Linked DNA regions of Homo sapiens: regions 2 and 3 are each linked to region 1. The links are chromatin contacts, found by Hi-C or POLR2A ChIA-PET in ENCODE. All regions are on one chromosome and are shown on one strand. The core of a region is the stretch at or near the end of the contact, and the rest is flanking DNA. Distances in the headings are between cores, read along the strand shown. Region 1 has its middle 22 kb from the start of C4orf54. Region 2 has its middle 66 kb from the start of C4orf54. Region 3 overlaps C4orf54 (chromosome 4 open reading frame 54).

Region 1 (2,659 bases), core at 51-2,550:
GAGAAAAAGAAAAAGGGCAAAATACAAAAAAATCCACAAAATTTTAACTTCTTAACTCTCCTATTTTGTTCTGCCTATTGTTATCACTTCTTTCATTTTTAGCTAGCGTTATATAACACTTATTTCTTTTTTTTTCTACCTGCTTTCAGATTGAAAGATTTGTTTTCCAAAACTGTTATCCTAATTTGTTGAGTTGACTTGATAAACTGATAAAATAGAAATCTTCCAGAGAACAAACAAGCTTTGAAAGAAATAACAGGTGTTGAAAATGATGGGTGGAAGGGACCATGATTCACTGGGACTCTGAGGTTTCCTCTGCACAAAATCTAATGCAGTTGACCCTAATGTTGGGGGAAGCTGGTTTCATAGTGTCACCTCTCCAATATGCCACAAAGAGTATACTCTGCCCATTTGTGGTTATTCAGATTCCCACATCTCTCCCACCAGCATGGGGACCCCTTGGGCTAAAGTCAGCTTAAACCATCACATCCTCCCTTGGTGATCCCCGTGGCTTCCACTGGAGATCATGTTCCTTGGTTCCTGTCCTAAATCAGTGCTGAGCTTTGCACACTTGATGTGCTTTTTCTCCACTATCTTTTTTTAGGTGAGGGTGGACTGAAGTCCAAGGATCAGGTGCTGGCTACAGAACAGAGAGATTTAGTTTCTGTCAGGATCAAAGGTGAACATAAACCAAAAATAAGGTCAGTACCTCCACTGTTAGGGTCCTTTCAGACAATAAAACAGGATACATATTTATAATCTGTAAACACCACTCAGGAGAATTTGTAGCAAGCAATGCACTACCTTAATTTGATTGACCCAATCCTTTTTTTGACTGTGAAACTGTCCATGAGGACACAGGGCAGTGGTTCTCTGCAACCTCAGTTGGCATTTTCCAAGAACTGCAGAAACTTCAATCTTATCTTTGGTTAATCTTCTTTCATTCAACCTGCTCTGATTCAGAGATCTTTTTATTCATACTTTTTCTAAATCATTGAACAGGAATTGATTAAATATCAGATTTTAAAACAAAAAATAAATTTGCTGGGGGTTTTAACTGATAAAAGAAGGTCCAATAAGATATAAATAAATACATGCATGCGTGAAATTTTGGTGGAGGTGGCAATGTACTCCCCAGCAAGTAAACTGCAAACTCACAATGGTGTTTACTGAAGTGCACTATTTTTAGAAAAGGCAAGTCTAATAGAAGTTGGCTTTGAGAGCCATTTGATCCAGCCTTTCATCACTATGAGGTGGAGACGACTTTGGCAAGCCCTGAGCTGGGAGAAATCACCACCAGGGCTTCCACTGCACGAACCTCCGCCCTTGTGACCAAACATAGCCTTGCTGTTTCAGGAAGGTTTGCATAAAAAGGGATTGATTTTCATTTGATTCTGCAGATGGACTCCCGGAGCTAGCCTGGTGGAAAGGAAGAGAATAAAAAGGGCAAAAAAAATTCTTTGGCAGTTCTGGCCAGCTTCCAAATGCTTCAAGCTGCCAGCACAACTGGCTTAATCTGCTTCTTTAGAGCTGAAGACATGCTTAACTTTCAAGGCCAGAAACTCAAGACTTAATGAGGGATAATCTAAAATTCTGAATCTTTTTTTCTGGTAAGAAACAAAAACAAAAGAGAAAAAAAACAAGCTACCATTCTTGGACTCTTCTGCATTTAAAAATTTTTAATTGCAGGAATGGTGGTCATTCTCATTTAAAACCATTTTTAAAATAGTAAATATGCACAACATCTATAAGAAAGAATCCTCTTGCATGTGTTGTTATTATATGATTGGGTTAAAACTGTTTAAGACAAGAAAATATCTCCCTGAAATAAAATATATTGAACTTGATCTAAAATTGTTACTTTTTTGCAGACCATTTATCATGGGCAGGCATTAATTTTAGTTTAGTTACAAAGATGAAAGATCAATAAAACATATTCCCTATACTCAGGGACCTCACAATCTAGCAGGGGAAACACAAAATCATGAATATATAAAGATACGTCTCCAAATTTTCATGCAGTGTGAAGAGCATTATGTGAAAGATATGGGCAAGATGTGAAAACAAGATAAGGTAGCAACAAATTCAGCCTAGGTGGAGAGAAGTTGATTAAGGCTTCACTTGCATATTAATGTTTGAGCTGGGCTTTAAGGAAATATTATCTAACAAGTGTTGGAAGTGAGACCAGGACTAAGTGAGGACTTGGAAAGCACTTGCTAATGGTGAGGTCAGCTCTGTTCAGACAAGGGGGTTGGGCCACACACAAGATTGCACAGCTCCTACCACCTCGTCAGAGCTCCAACAGACTTCACCAGAACTGGAGCATTAGGCTTCTGACAGGGCTTCTTGCTTCACCCATCATCCTTCTATAGAAGACTTTTCTCCCCAGAGTTTTAAGATTCAATACTTTAATATATAAATCATTTATTTCTTAAACACATGTTTATAGAGTGCCTACTATATGTCAGGCACTCTACTAGACACTTGGAATACACCAGTAAACAAAACAGAAAACTCTGCCCTTGTTGAACTAATTCCCTGGCAGTGGGAGATAGTCTTACCATGAAAAAACATAATAGATAAATATAAACTAAAATTTATTGTATGTTAGAAAGTAGTATTATTTTTTAAAAATATGAAAGTGGATCAGAAATAGTGG
Region 2 (2,659 bases), core at 102-2,601, 44 kb before region 1:
GTCTTCATTGTTTATAGTTTACAAATCTCTTTCTATGGTTTAATATGAACATAAATAAATGCAGTAAAGTTATTTATTTATATTTTCTTTCCCTTGATGTTTTGATCTCATGATAATATAAAATCTCAGCATGCAGAAGTTCTTTAGTGAAATGTCCTTCGAAAATTCCCAGTGTCACTTAATGACATATAAATGGTTACAATACAAGCATTGGCTTTTTCCCATAAGACACACATTTTTCCTGTTACATAGGACCACCCATGTTCTGATTTGATCCCAGCCATAAAGCAAAAGGGAACAATCTTGCAGTAGTTGGCTCAGCCATCATGCCCATCCTTGCACAAAGCCAGACTGGAAACTTCATTCCAACATGAATACTAGGTTACCTTTCTTTTCCCAGGCTATACATCTCTTTGACTAGCTTTCTTCATGTATGAACACCAAGCCTCCTGGTGGTGAGGATGATTGAGGAGCAGGGAAATAAAAGCACACTAGATAAATCTCATTTTACAAATTATGAGGAAATCTGGGCTCTAAACTCTAACACAACATAAATTAGCTTATCCTGTTGGATTTTTATATAATTTTCTAGGGCCCTATATCTCATATTTACTAGTTTTAGTGATGTTAATGCTTATGGTTGTGCATGGACAGAGCTGTCTGATGGGTTTATAGGGAGGCTAACTCTGAAACACATACCAGACTGAGACTGCCCCTGTAACAATTCCAATAGACTTTCCAGGAAAAACCTCTTTCTAACCCAGAAAAAGCCCATCCTCTATTTTTTCTTTCATTGAGCTCCATCTAATGGCAATTGCATGCTTTTCAACAAGGAGAGAAATTCATGGCTTCCAGGTAAACAGTAAACTCTCTCAAGGGTGTCAAGGGAGCTGAGTTTGGGCTTTCTCAGTAACAGTAGTTAAGCCTTGGGGTTTATCATTTTCTGCATCAGGATTTTACTGATTGGACTGATTTCAGTTCAGGGCACACAGAAAGTCAATGCAAGAGAAAGAATATGCTTTTACTTAATCATATCATAAAGCAACGTACCCCTGGTGCACAGCTCCAAGACACATTTGTCAGAGCCATCCAGCTGTTTTAAATGCCAAGTCAGATAAGGAAATAGCTGGCTTGAGACAGAAGACTTCAGGCAGCCTCTAGAACAGCCCTTTACTGCATTGTTTTATAACACTGAGGCAATGTAGAAACGTGCAGAAAAATGCACACAGCAGTGGGTGTGCATTTCAAGATGAAAACAGTGAGAGCAAAGATCCATGACTCATTGGTCACTATACTGCTCATAGGAGTGGAGAGACCTGCAGTAACTGTTCCAAGGCTGTCATTCAGTAGCTGCTGAATGCACGCTCTGCTGAGTCACTGGCCTTGGCAAATCGTGTTGGCTGGGGCATGGTAGGCAGGTGATAGAGAAAAAAAAGCTGCTCTTTAAACTTAGCTGCTCTTTAAACTAAGTTAGTTCATTTTATAAGACACACTTTTAATTTTAGTACATCTCTTCTACTTCTTATGTTTGAGCCATTCAAACAATATTATAAATATTTTTACTTATAAATGTCTTGAATAATTACAAATAATCAGTCTCCAGGGAGAAGGAGACTGGCTTTTTCTTCTCTCCCACCAAATATGTAGATACATGCATACACACATATGCACACATACACACACAGATGTATACACACACACACTTACAACTGCCTGCCTAGGGAGAATTTGTGTTTTTTCCTCATAAATGCTGGTTTGGAGAAATTAAAGAATCCAATACTAGATATGGAATAGTACAGAAAAAATGAGCAAGACCCATCGAAGGCACCCCTGTCCCACATCTGTGACTAAAGGCCTCGGTTGTATACAGCGCTGTCCTTGCATTCAGCGTGAACTCAGGCTACCATTCGAGGTGGGCTCCTCTGGGAAGCATTGCCAGCTCCCACCTCAGGCCTTTACACCAACTTGCCTAATTGGAAAGATTTTCTATCCTCTGAGTGAGCCAATAAGTATTTCCGCTGAAAGGCTGTGAAAGGTGGGAATGATACATCCGGAAGCAGCTGTTTGAGTTCCAAAACACCCATCAGGCCAGCTGGAGTTCCCTTTATTGTCTGTTTGTTATTGAGATAAAGTTGCTCCTTATAGAAGAAGCCGGCTTCTCAAGGGCATTGCATTTCAAGTGTCTTACTATATTTACCCATGTCCAGTAGGAGTGACTTTGCTCTTCCAGTCAAAGGTGAATGATGATCACAATGCCTTGAACATAAAACATGACCTAAGGGCTGGGATGACAGTAAAAGAGAGGCCAAAAACGCAGTCATATATCTCCTTTCAATTTCAATTAATTTAGGATCATCCACCCAGCTCCCCAAACCAGATACTTCTTTAATATCTCTGCTACTGTTTTGTTTTTTGGCCATAATTTTTGTTAACAAGGAAATTCTTGTCCTGGGCAGCCTTCTCCTAGAGGGCAGTAGAATAGCAATTTCTGTAAGGAAATAAGGATTTAAAGAGAGAGAAAAAGTCTCTGTGTCCTTCTATACTGAACTTGTTGCCTCCCTTCGAAGTGCCAGATTGTTGCTCAGGAGGACTTTTGTAGCATCACAGGAATTGCTCCTTCACTTATAACCTTATTTCTTTACCCCTCCACAGAATGCAA
Region 3 (2,659 bases), core at 98-2,597, 37 kb after region 1:
TGTTTGACAAATTAAACATTAACTTATCCCAGATCAACACCTATTGAAATCCAGGCACTTGGAGCTCCGTGGCCCGTGCTCTTATAGATTACCCCCTTGCTCATTTATTTGTCTTATTCTCTGCTCGCTGGTCTCAGTTCTTTGTTGTAAATTGTCCCTCTTCTCTTATTTGTTCTTTGTGTCAGGACTTTCCCACTACCTAACTTCTCCAAAATTTTTCAGCCATTGCATTTTTCCTCTCGGCCACATCAGTACGTTAAAGGGTTAATTATATGAAACATTAAAGTCCTTGTGGATGGTGGAAAAGAACACAGTTGGAATTGACTGGCTGCCCTGCTGCTAATTTTCCAAATTTCTGTTTCATTCAGAGGAAATAGAATCTTCTGGCCGTTTTACTGCCGCGGAGGGGGTGTGTGTGTGTGTGTGTGTGTGTGTGTGTGTGTGTGTGTGTGTGTGTGTGTGTTGTGGCTTGGGGGAAAGGGCAGGGAAAGGGAATAAGGTAAGAAACTGACCCTGAATCTGTCAGTGTTAAGCATATACTAAAACTCTATGTGTGTTTTTCATTTGATTAAAAAACTAGCTGTCCTTAGAACATTATATGCCCCAAAAAGAAACCTGAGACAGCTTAAGGACTCCTAGGAGCTGTGGCTCCCAGAGGTAGGAGAATTTTTGTTTATGTAAAGCAGAAGAATGTGCGCTGTAAAGGTAAGGGTGAAATCTTCTTGGATGCCAGTGGATTAAAGCATTTTAGTTGAAGGGAAGCTGTGTGGCTTTTACTAAATCACAAGTACGTGTGCCTTGAAGTCAGGCAACCCCAACTCAGATTCTAATACTGTTACTTACTAGTCTAAGTAACTAGTCTTACTTACTAGTCACAGTGTAGTCCAGGCAAGTGACTTGTTGTCACTGAGCCTCATTTTCCTCATCTGTAAAATGGGGTACATTTCAGGAGAGTAGTGAAGACTGAATTATAAAACCATGACAGAAGACATAGCACATAGTACATTGCTCGTAGTAGGTGTTCAAGCTCCCTTGAAACTAGATCCTCATAAATGCCTCAGAATCCCCTTATCTTCTCAGGGCCCCTCACCAGAGCAGAAAATCAGCCCTTATCAATGCAGACTCCCAGGGTAAGCATCATGGACCTGTGCCCAGGATTGCTCTGTATTTCCCCAAACCGGAGGCAGTGCCCACAGCTCTGCAGTCCTCTTTGAGCTAGCTGGCTGATCTCTCAGGGCAGGCCAGTTGGCTGTGTGTCAGGGTACTCTAGTATCCCCCAAGGCCTTCCAGAATGTTATACAACTCTGAGCATAGCTTGCCAGCTGTGTGCGGTGATTTTCCCCTCTGTCTGGGCACAGGCCGGCGTGGAGAAAGGGAAAATCTGACCCAGCATCCCTGTTGAACTCTGTCATGTGTTCTGGTCCTAAAACCGTGGGAAGTCATCCAGTTAAACTCCCTGGTGACACAGGGTAGTCATCCCTTCATCTTTACTGACTTCTTCGTGATCCATTCTACTGCAGTAAATATTTGTGAGGCCTCTAACAGGTTAGCTATATTGGCGATTTTTATTACTTTTTCTTTAATAGGAATTGGGAGCAACTTTACTACTTTTCAATTTCAAACCAAATTCCTCTGAAATTAATGTAAGCAGAAGCGATATTCTGTGACTATCCAAAAAGGCAATATCTACACTATCAATCCCTAAATATGATCCTAGCAGATTGTATAACCAGATTTCTCCTTCATTTCTCAGACTATTACCGTCCTATAGTGCAATCTCTCTCGATTGTTTCTTTCTTTTCTCTCTGTTTCCCCTTAATGTCTTCTCACTGCTCAAGGAGTCTTTGCAAATCTTGCCTAGTGATAGGACTCAGTCAGAGTTGTTATCAAATCCTTGTATCCACATTGAAATTATTCTTCTCAGTCCCACATTTTCTTTTCTCCCTCTTGTAATTAAATTTTCTTTTCGTATTGCTGCTTTTTATGTCCTAAGGTAGAAAAACTTACATTTAGCAAATGAGAGGTCTCCAAATTCACAATGGTCCCTTTCATCTTGCAGGTCATTCCTCAATATAAAGTACAACACAATAAAATAAACATGGAGTGTATACATATAAGCTTAAAAATTATTCTTATAGACTTCTTTTTTAAAACACATATTTAAACAGGTTTGTTTCTAGATGACAGAATTAAAATGTCCCTTGCCTTGCTACTCTGAGTGCATATAATTGGCTAGATAGCTGTTATTTGATACTTCTTGGAGGTTATTTTTCACATGAGCCTTCTTAATCCCTAACAAATATTACCTGTAGGCCACTCTATTTCTGTTTTCATAATATTATGTTCAAATATCAACTCCCAAATGTTAAAAAAAACTTACTTAGGCAAAGTTCTGGTAGATATACTAGAACTTATATGGAGATAGAGAGAGAAGGCTAACCTTCAGCAAGCTTTTGAACATGTCAATGCTGTTCTAGAATGGATTTAACTAAGATAGGTTCTAACCAGTACATCTTATTTTGAACAAAATGTACTATGTGAATTTCCACATAATTTAAGTACTGGTCATTTGCTTTACAAGAATTCTCAGCATGGAGTTTACTCATTTAATAAGATTGATAACTAAATTTCAAATATTTCCATTTAGCTTAAATATTTC

What was found. Hi-C counts contacts between places; a loop is a spot of excess contacts on that map. ChIA-PET counts read pairs that join two places held with the same protein, here RNA polymerase II (POLR2A). Pooled maps may share reads with other maps.
Region 2: a map of gastrocnemius medialis shows a loop between it and region 1 (4-fold over the local background). The contact joins two enhancer-like sites. A Hi-C loop is called at or near these places in 12 of 168 maps with a recorded cell type or tissue (Right ventricle myocardium inferior, cardiac septum, gastrocnemius medialis and 7 more) and 3 of 50 pooled maps. POLR2A ChIA-PET finds 5 or more read pairs at or near these places in 1 of 52 experiments (MCF 10A).
Region 3: a pooled map shows a loop between it and region 1 (2.3-fold over the local background). The contact joins two enhancer-like sites. A Hi-C loop is called at or near these places in 1 of 168 maps with a recorded cell type or tissue (testis) and 2 of 50 pooled maps. POLR2A ChIA-PET finds 5 or more read pairs at or near these places in 2 of 52 experiments (WTC11 and activated B cell).

Annotation. Positions count from the first base shown.
Region 1 is chr4:99,678,117-99,680,775 of GRCh38, reverse strand. No RefSeq gene overlaps it. Among named protein-coding and RNA genes, the nearest start is that of C4orf54, 22 kb to the right of the region's middle. Within about 2 kb of position 1,300, at least 9 of the 41 ENCODE cell types and tissues checked have a DNase peak (open chromatin) inside an H3K27ac peak, as active enhancers do; they include gastrocnemius medialis, heart left ventricle, heart right ventricle and 2 more, where a contact is called at or near this core.
Region 2 is chr4:99,722,408-99,725,066 of GRCh38, reverse strand. No RefSeq gene overlaps it. Among named protein-coding and RNA genes, the nearest start is that of C4orf54, 66 kb to the right of the region's middle. Within about 2 kb of position 1,351, at least 12 of the 41 ENCODE cell types and tissues checked have a DNase peak (open chromatin) inside an H3K27ac peak, as active enhancers do; they include gastrocnemius medialis, heart left ventricle, heart right ventricle and 1 more, where a contact is called at or near this core.
Region 3 is chr4:99,641,544-99,644,202 of GRCh38, reverse strand. All of the region lies in intron 2 of C4orf54 (chromosome 4 open reading frame 54), which reads left to right. Among named protein-coding and RNA genes, the nearest start is that of C4orf54, 15 kb to the left of the region's middle. Within about 2 kb of position 1,347, at least 10 of the 41 ENCODE cell types and tissues checked have a DNase peak (open chromatin) inside an H3K27ac peak, as active enhancers do; they include testis, where a contact is called at or near this core.